2 separate regions of the Mus musculus genome follow, and region 2 is linked to region 1. A link is a loop called in an ENCODE intact Hi-C map of the cell type or tissue named here. Cell type or tissue: heart. All regions are shown on one strand. Links, peaks and the distances in the headings refer to the core of each region. The heading gives the core; the rest is flanking DNA.

Region 1 (5,713 bases), core at 1-5,000:
GGCCATGTTGTGACGCCATTATATTACATGTGCAAAGCCCAGGTCACCCACAGACTAACACCTGTTACTGTCAGAGGCCCCATTCCATTTCCAGCCTCTTTTTATTTTTCCCCGGAGAGTGAGGTAGGGGTGGTGGGAGGACGGTGGTGGAGATAAAACTCACATTAGCTCTTATCTAAACATGGCCAATGAAATCTAAAACCTGAGACCACTTTTAGAAGCATATGCCCCTCATTAATTTCATTTCCGTCTTCCACTATGATGATGCCATGACAACCAGGGCATTTTTCAGTAAGGAAGTATGTCTGATCCTGACTGAATCACCTCGAAAAGACTTCAGCGCTTGGGGCGTCCTTATACTCAAGCCAAAGATGGAAACCCAACACCAACAATGCAAGAAGAGAACTGAACCATCTACAATACACAATTTCAAAAGGGTTTGATCAAACAGTATAAATAACAACAGAATAAAATACAGGGGACCGTACAGGGCACAGGACAGAGGCTAAGCTCATCTGCAGCCCCGGGCTTCTCCTACTGATGGTGGTGTTAGGTGGCAGGAAATGTTTGGCGGGTGCGACTGTGCAAATGGAGATTGGGACTGAGCTACTGGCTTCATCCCGGGGCTCCTCTGCTGGTTGTACTTCCTATCTGGATTGACAGCAGGATGTGGAGTCTCCTGGGCAAGCCCCTTTGATCGGCCAGGAGGAGGATGCAGCCCACAATGCATTCTCTAGACTCGTGTCTTACCTGCAGGTGGCTAACAATACAGTAGGGCTCTGGTTTGTGCAGTCCACATGTCGAAGTCACGGAGAGCTTTTGCGCTCGGCCGATGAGAAGGTCGCCAGTGGCAGGGTAGCAGCTGCCTTCTGCGCAGCCATAGCTGAACTCCGGTTCCTGAGCGCACACTCGGGTGCCCCATAGGGCTACAGAAAAGAAAAGCAACAAGGTTAGGAAGAAAGAAAAAAAAAAAAAGCAACCGACAAGCCAGGGCAAAAGAAAACAGCAGGAGGGGCAGACAGAGAGGATTAAAAAGAAAGGAGACTACATAGAAAAAACACGGTGGAGAGATAGGCGCAGAAAAGGCCTGGAAAGCTGGGACAAGGAAAAGACAGAAGGATGAAAGAAAAAAAAAAGACTCAGAATCGTCATTAGGTTTGACTAGCAGTCAGCTGAGCGCAGCACCCAGAAAATACAACTGACTTTTTTGTCTACTCTGATCTACCCCTCTATGAAAGGTGGACAGAGTGATCCGGTCACTTCGAAGTGCCTGGACCAGGGCGCAGTGAGGTTGACCCTGCCAAGCGCTGCACACCCGCTAATGAAAACCCGCGTGCACATGGCAGTGCGCGCATCCTCGGTGTGAGTGTGGTTAGTCTGGGGGCGGGGGGGGGGCACAAAAATATGTCCGCGTGCACGCGCCAGGGTCACCGGCGATTGCGCCGGGTGAGGCACCGCGTTTGCCACAGAAGCCCTGAGCTAGAGACGACTGGTGTGTCTCTGTAGTGGCTTCAACGCTTCGCCATTCCAGCAAAGCACCCGGCCCAACTGTTCATGGTGCCACCCCGAGACAAACAAGGATGGTTAATTAAAGCCACATGGCTCCAATCTGTTCCCAAGTCGAAGCCTGCTCTGGGCCCCGACACTTTTGTGCGTAATTGGTTTTTCCAGGACCCTCCGCAGTCTGCCCAGCCACAGCAGGGAGCCTGCCTTCCGCAGTGGGGAAACAGCGTTTAACTGGTAAAAGGTGCAAAGCCCTGGAGCGATCACCTCGGAAACCTGCAGGAGCGCGAGCTCTGTGCGCAGAACCCAGTGGATGCGGGTCCGCGGAGCTCCGCGTGCGCGGTCCCTGGCCACCACCGAAGCGAGAGCGGTGGCGATCTCACGGCGTCATTTCCAACCACTCTCTCTCCCCCGATCCCCCAAAACTGCCTTCAAAGCGGGGGCAAACCGGTTTGGGGGTTTTCTTCCCTAATGCCGGAGCACACCCCTCCCCCCAACCCTTACTGAGTTACCTAGGACACCAAAGGCGAACACCTGGAGCAGCCCCATGTCCAGTCCTCGCAGACGAGGGGACGCGGCACGGGAAGGAGGACGCAGCAGGCAAGCTGCCTGTCTTTTCTTCGGGTCTTCCTTTCTGGAGAGGTAGCGGGGAGAAAAGGCAAATGTTGGGAGAGAGGAGAGGGGCCCTTCCATTTCCTGCCGCTCCCACGGAAGCGGGGGCTGGGCCCAGGAAGGGGGTCAAGTCGCTTAACTACTTTGTTCTCCTCACCCGGCTGGGCGAGCGCTCAACCCGCTCCTGGCAGCCCACCGGCCCAAAGAAGGGAATTAGAAAGTTTCGCCTAGGGAGGAACCGAGGGAGGCGTCTCTGCTCATGCGCACATGGAGAGCGGGGGCGGAGGGGGCGGAGGACAGCAAGTTGGCTAGGGGTGGGGGTTGAGGTCCAGGTCCCACCTCCCCAGGCGCCTCTTTTGTTTTAAGGCAGCGTCTGCTGAAGCTGTAGGGCATTGGTACTTGAGTTCCCAGCGTGGGCTGGCGGGTCCGTTTCTGGGCGCGCTTCCCAAGTGGAGCAAGCTGGGGAGGGATGCGTCGGGGCTGGTCCCGGAGGTAGGTGTGTAGATCGGCCGGCAAAGGGGGCCGGTAGGACCTACCGCGGACTTATACATTTACGTTTATAAGAAGTGAGTCACGAAATGTGCCCAAGGCTAGGAACTCTGGCAACTAGCGCTAGAGGGAGGTGAGCTAGGTTAAGCCCTTAGAAAAAGGGTCAACCTGTCTGGCTCTTAGGAACTTGAGCTCCTATAAGCATCCTTACACCACGACTCAGGATCAAAGAGCTAGAGCTTTGCGTGGGTGGGTGCTACATGTGTGGTGTCTTCCTATTTCATAGGAAGGACACCAGTGGCTGCACATTCTTTGCGCACGAATTTATTCGGGACGTACCTATAATCTCTGGTACCCAGGGGGTTATAGCTCTGAATTCTCTTCTGTTAAAATATACACAAAATAACCTGTGTTACCTGATCCCGGGTAATTTCTTGAATTCCTTTTCCCACTTCACGGTGGAAGGGTTGACACAGCCAGGAAGTTGGAGATTTTTGATGAGACACCCTTCTCCACACTACAAACAGAATCCTGCAACCACCTTAAGCACGCAGGGAGGGGAAATGGGGGGGTGCTCTAAGGAAGCCTCTCATAGCGCTTCAAGGTTAAGTGGGGGTAAACAGAAGGTCTCTGTCACTGGGGAAACCTTAGAAAGGAAAAAGAGCTTGGGGACCACAGACCCCAAACCTTTGTAAGAGCCCAACTTGTCTGCCTTAAGTGTTCCTTAGTCTGACCCTGGAATGAGGGAGCTTAAGTCAGCTGTTAGACTAGTCAGGTGTGATTGCTTTCCAGCCATCACAAGGAGAAGGGATTAAGCGGCTGATTGGTCAGTTTTTAACTCAGCTGAAACGAAATTGGGCCTAGGGAAGTTTATAATCATTAGACCATAGAGTTCGCTGTTCTTGGAGTTTAGAAACCTGTGTTAATTATTCTCCAAATCAGCCCTTGCCCCGATGCAGTTTCTCCAGTATTTGGCCCCGCAGATGCTTGGGATTCCCAACGGCTGGCTGCACAGCCTGCAGGGATTGAGAGTACCCTACAGTCGAAAGGGTTTCATTCTGCAATGGGTGTCTAATAATATAATGCCAACCTATGCTCCTTGCTCAACCTTTAGGGCCATGAACTAAAGTTTTATATTGGTTTACATCTACCCAAGTTGCAGGTGACATTCAACTCCTCTTTTCTTCCTTCCTTCCTTCCTTCCTTTCTTTAACACTTTGGTGGTTTTTTTTTTTTAAAGATTTATTTATTTTATGTATATGAGTGCATTGTTGCTATCTTCAGGCACACCAGAAGAGGGCATTGGATCCCATTACAGATGGTTGTGAGCCACCATGTGGTTGTTGGGAATTGAACTCATGACCTCTGGAAGGGCAGTCAGTGCTCTTAACCACAATGCCATCTCTCCAGCCCACAACTCCTCTTTTCTGAGACTGGCTTTTGCTACAGTAGCAGACAAGTCCTGCTGGCCCCCTGCCCCTGGTCAGTGAACTCTCTCTTTATAAAGGGTCAGCCACCTTCAACACTCTCAAGAGACTGGCTGCTTTCCTGACCACCTCGCTCACAGGAACCAACACTACTAAAAACAAAAACTAAATAAGGGTTTTTGCGCTTGCGTGTGACGCATGTGCGTGGGGGCCATCGGTTGACATCTGGTATCTTTCTCCGTTATCCTCCTTATTTATTGAGACAGTGTCTCGTTGAATCTGGAGCTCACTGAGCCCACCTCAGACTTGCCTCCTCTTCTCTGCTAAGAGCAACATGCTCATATAAAAAGCTGCTGGATCTCTTTCATCTTAACTAGCCGTGAAAGGAGCCCTGGAGCACCGTGCAGCCCCTGTCTTCCATTCCTTCCTCTCTGTAGCCCAGGCTCTTGTCCTTAGGGTTTCTGCTTCCTCACAGCTCCACCTCTGCCCCACCACAATCCTGCCTGCTTCCATCTCTACCATGGCTCTTAGCTTGTTCAGCTGAATGCAGTGCAGTGCAGTGCAGTGTACACACACACACACACACACACACACTCACACACCCACGCCATGGTCCTCTTTGTCCCTGTAGGGACATATGCTTCAAATGACCACACCCTCCCTCTTTGAGACTCCTCCGTCCGGGCGCCCAGGACACAATTCGGATGCTTCTCCCAGGATTTGACCTTTTCTATTTCTCTTTGCCATCTCTGATCCGGTAAACACCAGTGTTCCCCAAGGTCATATCTTCTCTATTTGCCTCCATTCACACACGGTCATCCACATCCAGGGGCTCCACCAACTGCCCTTGTCCTCCTCTCTGTCCACATCTGTATCCTTTATCTGACTCAGAACTTTCTAACAGGCCACCAAGTGGCTCCACTTTGCTTATGAACAGGCACGTAAAATTGATGCACAACCGAGCTCATCCTTCCACCCACCCTCAGACAACAAGATGAGTTAACTGTCATTTGGAGTATTGGTGCCGTGGTTCACCCCTTACCTAGAAAGCCGGGGACTTTCATGTGTCCTGGTGTGATTAGCAGGGAAACAAACTTGGAACTCCGTTATTGTTAATAATGACAGTGACAGCAGAGGGTATAAATAACATGTCAATGAAGCCAGCCCAGCTCGCAAATCATGGATACATCTCCTTCAGCAACTCCTTTGACCTGACCATGAGGTCCTGCTCTGATTTCCTAGCATCTAGCTGCCTCCCCAGCCCCCCACCCCCAGCCCTGGCATTCTTATTTCCAGATCCTGTCCTCTCCAGTTAGCTCCTCCCCAGGACTCTCAGGAGTCTTCAGAATCATAGCCTTCATCATATCATTCTCTTGTTTAAAAGCTATAGTGTGTGTCCTCATGACTACTCATGTGCCCTCTATGGTGACGGAGTTGCACGTCCACTTGGCTTTTTGCACAGCCTTTCCCTCTTCCAGCATTAAGCCAGATGCAGTGTTTGTGACCCAATGCTCCAACTATGTGCTTATGCGCTTATCTCTCCCAGGAGACAATGAAGCAAGGACAAGCACCACATTTTCCCCCACCCACCCAGACACTGGCCAGCACACCACCAGGTCCACCAGAGAGGTGCTCAGTAAGCAGGGTTTGAATCAAAGTTAAGACTAGTCTCTGTTGTAAAA
Region 2 (5,737 bases), core at 300-5,299, 120 kb after region 1:
AGTGGCAACTTGGGGGGGGTCATTGCTACACTGGGCAGGGTAGCTCTGGAAACAGTGGCTAGTCTGCTGTGAATGGAGGGTGGTTAGAGCTCCTAGTGGATAGCTTGGGAAAGTTGCACTTCACAGCCACTCTTCTCTAAAGTGTGTTGTGGAGGATCTGCCTTCTGTGTGATCAGCGCTATTAGAGAGGCTTTCCTGCCGTGAGACATGAATGAATGCCAGACACATGGAACAGCTTCAGTATTAGATAGACATGACACCATTTGTCAGTGAAGGTGGACCTGAGACAGGACCAACGAGGTAAGAACTGGATGCAGGAGGACTTGCTAAATGCAATGGCATCCAGCACACATCGTTCATGCTCTTGTTATGAGGATGATGCAGAGAGAAGCTTCAGGGTACACGTACCTTAAACTATCCCATGTGATAGGATTACCTCTGATTGCTGTAATTGGGGCGTTCTAAAGGAAACATGTTACAAGCCTGAAGAGAACAGAGATGCTGGGTCCCAAAGCGCTGTCCAGATGTGGTGTATGGTAATCAGGGAAAATGGACTAGTGTTGAACAGAGGCCAAGAGGAGTGAGGAAGCCTCCATGTGGAAGGAAGGCTCGCCAGGTCCTCGACCGGCTTGCTGGGTTGACACTTACAGGGAGACTAACAAACACAGGTCGGGGCCAGTGTGGGCTGATGTTTACAGGCAGAGAAGGGCAAGAACCCAGGAGGGAAAGAGCTTCAGTCTGCAGCCAATTTCCCTTCCAACTCAAAATGTGTTTTAATCTTTGGCTCGCAGATAGAAGCGCACGGTTCCATCTGTCTGTCTCCTGACCAGGAAGTCGACTGTGCTCATGCTTAGCCCTTCTCTGGCCTTTAGCATATACCACTAAGTTCCATGTTGGGCTCAAATTACCAATACATCATAGATTGTCTTTCTTTCTTCCTTCCTCTCTTCCTTCCTTCCTTCCTTCCTTCCTTCCTTCCTTCCTTCCTTCCTTCCTTCCTTCCTTCCTTTCCTCCACCTCCTCCTCCTCCTCCTCTTCCTCCTCCTTCTTCTTCTTCTTCTTCTTCTTCTTCTTCTTCTTCTTCTTCTTCTTCTTCTTCTTCTTCTTCTTCTTCTTCTTCTTCTCCTAATGAAAGATACAGAGCTGTTTTCTTCCTCTGCATGGAAAGAGTGAAGAGTTCTGAGTAATATGCCTGAAATACACTCTGATTTCTCTGAAGGGAAATGATCTTTTAAAATGTGAAAATACAATGTGTTCCTAGAGGACTCTCTCCTCTTGGGTGGATTAGCTTCTTACAGTGACATCACTGAAGCCACACAAGGAGAAAGGAATCTTATTAAAACATGAAGAAAAGAAGAGTCAGAAAGGAACACTGTTTTCAGCTGTCACCAATTCCTTTCTCTTCCTGGTCTGAAACTTGTAATTATGTTCTCAGTGGTGTGGTTGTCGGGTGGGGCTTGGGAGCCGCCAACAAAGCATTTCTGTTTTTCCTGGAAAACATCATTAAAATTAAAAATAAAGAATCAGAGCTGATTTGAATTGAAAACAAGCCGTCCCTACTATATTTACTCTTTCAATCTGGCTAAAAATAAAAGAGCAGAGGAAATAACAGAATATCATTGTTTCCATTGATAGGTTTTAAAAATATAATAGAAAAGTAAAATGTGAGTTAGAAATCTCATAAATGTATACATCTGAAAAAAAAATCCTTGAATTCACGTTGAACTAACTTAAGAGGAAAATTCATCTTATTTAAGAGGAAAATGCTTTGGAGTGTTCTTTTTGGGTTTGAATCATTTCCCCCCACACAATGAAAGGGATGCCTGGCAGGAAATCAAGGAACTCCTTGGGTCCTGGCTTCTCTGCCTCTCTCCTTCTTTTCCTCTCAGATGTTATAGTTTTATTTGGTCGGAAGGATTCCCTGACAAACATCTTCATACCACTCCTGTAAACTTAGGAGAAGTCCATCTACTCATCTCTCAGCAGCGCAGCTCAGTCTCCGGCCCTGCAGACTAGAGAGGTCTCATTTGTCAGTTGGAAGGAACCTTGATTGCTTAGCCTGGGGATTCGAAGGTGCCAAAAGCCAAGCCTGCCCTTTAGGCTTGCTTAACGAATGTGTACAGTTGAGGCTCTTCTTAAATACCCAAAGAGCTCCTTACGACTTTCAAAGCACTGCTGATGGGCTGCTCAGTAGCTCTTGACTCTCTGGAAAGACTCAGATTTTCGTAGGCCTCCAGGAAGTGGCTGTTTGTTGTAGTCCTCTGTACCAGAAAACATGAACAATAGCACTGGTCTTGGGCAGACACTCAGCAAACTTTGTTTAATTGTATTTCCTTACTCTGGTTTCCAGGCCCAGTCCTGGTCAGACCTGGTGTGTGACACGAATGCTTAGGTGTCAGGAAAGGAGGTTAGAAGGTCGAGAGACTTCAAGGAGACTATTTGCATTCCTGATAAAGGCTGCTGATAGATAGGCAACTACTGGCCAGCATCCAGACATATGCCAGTTCATTTGGGCTGCACAGGGCCAGTGACACACAGGCCACAGTGACCCACAGTGGCAGGTCTACAAGCCTACAGACAAACACACATAGGCAGGCTGGCAAAGGCTCTGGCCTCTGATAGTAAGACTGTATTCATGTAGAATCACAGAAAAGTCACACTCTACCAAAAATAGTTCTATAACAGACTATGTAATTGTTTATTTTGGGGTTCTCCAAATATCAGGTATCAGACATTTTGTGCTGACTCATAGATTTCCCCCTCCCATCACACCCTGCCCATGCCCTTGTCAGACATGTTTTTGCTGACTCATAGCAGATATTCATACCTTGTTCAAGTGTAGACAGGCCCTAGGGTTTTCTGTTTCTCACACAGGACCACTTTGTCTTTATTCTTTATCCTGTGTCACTTGCTACATTTCATTCCTGTTCTTCTTCCAGTACACAAAGTCTTTCTGCCATAGAGTCTTGGTACAAGCTGATCTCGAACCTCAATCTTTCTCTTTTCTCTCACTTATCCTCACATTTCCATTTAAACAGCAAAACCTCAAAGAGACTGTCTAGAGATTTATTATTATACATAAGTACACTGTAGCTGTTTTCAGACGCACCAGAAGAAGGTGTCAGATCTCATTACGAGTGGTTGTGAGCCACCATGTGGTTGCTGGGATTTGAACTCAGGACCTCCGGAAGAACAGTCAATGCTCTTCCCTGATGAACCATCTCACCAGCCCAAAGAGACTGTCTAAAATGCTAACATTGTCTTACTCCATGGCCTTCTGCCATACTCCATATGTCACCTTATTATATCCATTCTCTAAATGCTGTGTGTGTGTGTGTGTGTGTGTGTGTGTGTGTGTGTGTGTGTTGCACAGAGACTAAAACCCAGAGTCATTCTTGTCCATGCTAGGCCAGCACCTTAGTTGTCATCCTCAGCTCTGTTTCCCAAATCTTTATCAGTTCTTCAAGACCACGTTATACGACCATCTCCAAAGTTAGAATTTAAGCTTAACGAGGACTTTACTTAGTGGCTACGTCTCTATTACTTCATTTTGACTTTACTATTGTGTTTGCTCAATAAAATCTGCCGATTAAAATTAGTGATGGTTTTAATGACGATTTCAGAGTCTTCCAAAGCAAACTAATCTTTTAAGAGGTCCATATCATAAGCTTATTTGCTTCAGTGTCGTAGTATTGAAGAAATAAAAAAAATCTTTTTGGTACTACAGCCCAGTGGATGTTAAATCAATTCCACATGTAAATAAACTTGCCCCAGCTCTGCCTAAGAAGAGCAGCAGAAGCCTCTGACCCAAACAAAAGACAGCTTTAAAGAAGCATAGTCTCTTGTCATGGCCAATGGCTCCCACAGTGGGGTCTCATCATGGGCGATGCACAGGTCTATCTTGATGTGTAGCTTCTGGAGAACATGCTCAGCTTAGCATCTCTTTCTTGGACAATTGGTAGGATGCTACTGTGTAAGTCACACAAGTGGTCATTTAGACTATTTGTAGCTGTAGTTCAGTAGATCACATGTGCCAGTCTGAAATATATTGAGGGTTTTTTTTTTTTTTTTGCTCTCACCTCTAAATGTTCTAAAATTTCTGAAAATTTCCAGTCAAAGTTTCCTAACCTTGAGTATTTCATTATTGCCAGACAACATTATTGCCAGTAAACATTGGCCAGGGGCTGAAGAGGTGGTGAGGCTAGTGTTAAGTAGTTTCTAACCAAAGAGTGGAGAATTCCTTTTCTGTCTAGAGATTTAGTTAATAGTTTAAAGTCATCCATCCCACATGGCCTATAGTTGAGCAAAATTTCTTCTGTGTAACTTCTTTGGGCCTGTAGAAAATTCATTTTCATCTAAAAACACTTTCCAAACTTAGACAGTGCTAAGAACCCAGGCATTATCTTTTACTAGAACCCAGTTAGAATACAATGCACTTCCCAGAGACCCAAACAAGGTGCTTTCAATAAACAATACATGGAAAAGCTCAGGCCCTAACATCAGGCTTACATCCAACTTCCTTCCTGTACATCCTTTCCTTTAAGGGGTGGACGTGATGGCCTCCGGGGTTTCGGTAGGTATGACACTCAGATAACCTTTGAGCTTGTTCTGCAGCTGGTCTATGGGGAGGAAGCCCACTGAGAAGCTATTAAAAATGGGCCTTTAAGGGGAAAGAACACGAAAATAGGTTCACAACGGGAATTGATGGTTTTTCCGATGATGTGGTTCTAAGTGGTATAGGTTGGTGTACAATCTGTCCAGTCCCTTCCTGTGTGCTAAGAGTGACTGGGCCTCAGCAGATCATGCTGAGGCACTGAGGGGTCTTTATCTTCTCTAAAGGAATCAATTATGTTTATTGTCTGGTAGTGATTAGGATAGTCAAATAGACCAGGAGTTTTATAGTAATTCCTTGGAAGACTGAATCCAAATGACTTTCCTGTCTAAAGGTAACAAAAAACAGGAATTAGGCAGATGTACATATTTTCTGAGTAGTCAGGATAATTTCTCCTTTGCTTTTGGCAGAGTAGTCCCAGGTATATAGAAAACATTTTTTTATGATTGATCCAGTAACTCCACAGCAAGTAAATAAGAAGTCAACCCACCTCTAGGTAGTCGAGGATGCAAAATTTCTGAGCTTCATTTAGTCCACAGGTAGAACTTGCTGTAAATTGTGTACTGTGTCCCACAAAGAAATTTCCAGGAACAGGATGGCAGGGATCCTAGCTGCATTCATCTTGAGGTCTCACATAACTAAGCCAGCCACAGAAACCACCATGGAGAAGGTAGGTAGCCCCAAGGTTGTCCATGACTTCGAAAACCAACCCATTATGCTGAATGTTAACAGTTCCTTTAATTTTAATTTTAACTTTAATTTATCCCCTTTCCTGGTTTTGCCTGGTTTTGATCCCCCTATCACATCCCCCCTCCCCCTGCTTGTATGAGGGTGTTCTCCCACCCACCCAGTCACTCCCGTCTCCCCACCCTGACATTCCCCTACACTGAGGCATCGAGCCTTGACAGAAACAAGGGCCTCTCCTCCCATAGATGTCCAACAAGGCCATCCTCTGCTACATATGTGGCTGGAGCCATGGGTCCCTCCATGTGTTCTTCTTGGTTGGTGGTTTAGTCCTTGGGAGCTCCGGAGTGGTGGTGGTGGTGGTGGGGTGGCAGCCTGGTTGGTTGATATTGTTGTTCTTCCTATGGGGTTGCAAACCCCTTCAGCTCCTTCAGTCCTTTA

Evidence for each region. A loop is a pair of places that touch in the nucleus more often than their neighbours do. Peaks named below come from ENCODE experiments on the same cell type or tissue, not always from the same donor. Only the 100,000 strongest peaks of a DNase experiment are listed, where the experiment ranks them.
Region 2: a loop joins it to region 1, with 2.0 times the contacts of the local background. A loop is called at or near these places in 1 of 42 quality-filtered maps.

Annotation. Positions count from the first base shown.
Region 1 is chr12:31,261,904-31,267,616 of GRCm38, reverse strand. It overlaps Lamb1 (laminin B1), which reads right to left and starts at 2,324. Exons shown (of 33, transcript NM_008482.3): 1 at 2,016-2,324; 2 at 751-926. The coding sequence starts at 2,052. It overlaps Gm32899 (a long non-coding RNA gene), which reads left to right and starts at 2,525. Exons shown (of 2, transcript XR_381427.4): 1 at 2,525-2,607. In heart, for the core only: a CTCF peak has its summit at 3,926 (motif pointing right); DNase peaks (open chromatin) are centred at 666, 1,736 and 2,366; H3K4me3 peaks cover 3,489 bases; H3K27ac peaks cover 4,618 bases.
Region 2 is chr12:31,142,282-31,148,018 of GRCm38, reverse strand. No RefSeq gene overlaps it. Among named protein-coding and RNA genes, the nearest start is that of Gm40361, 23 kb to the right of the region's middle. In heart, for the core only: a CTCF peak has its summit at 2,544; DNase peaks (open chromatin) are centred at 2,388 and 4,538; H3K27ac peaks cover 1,112 bases.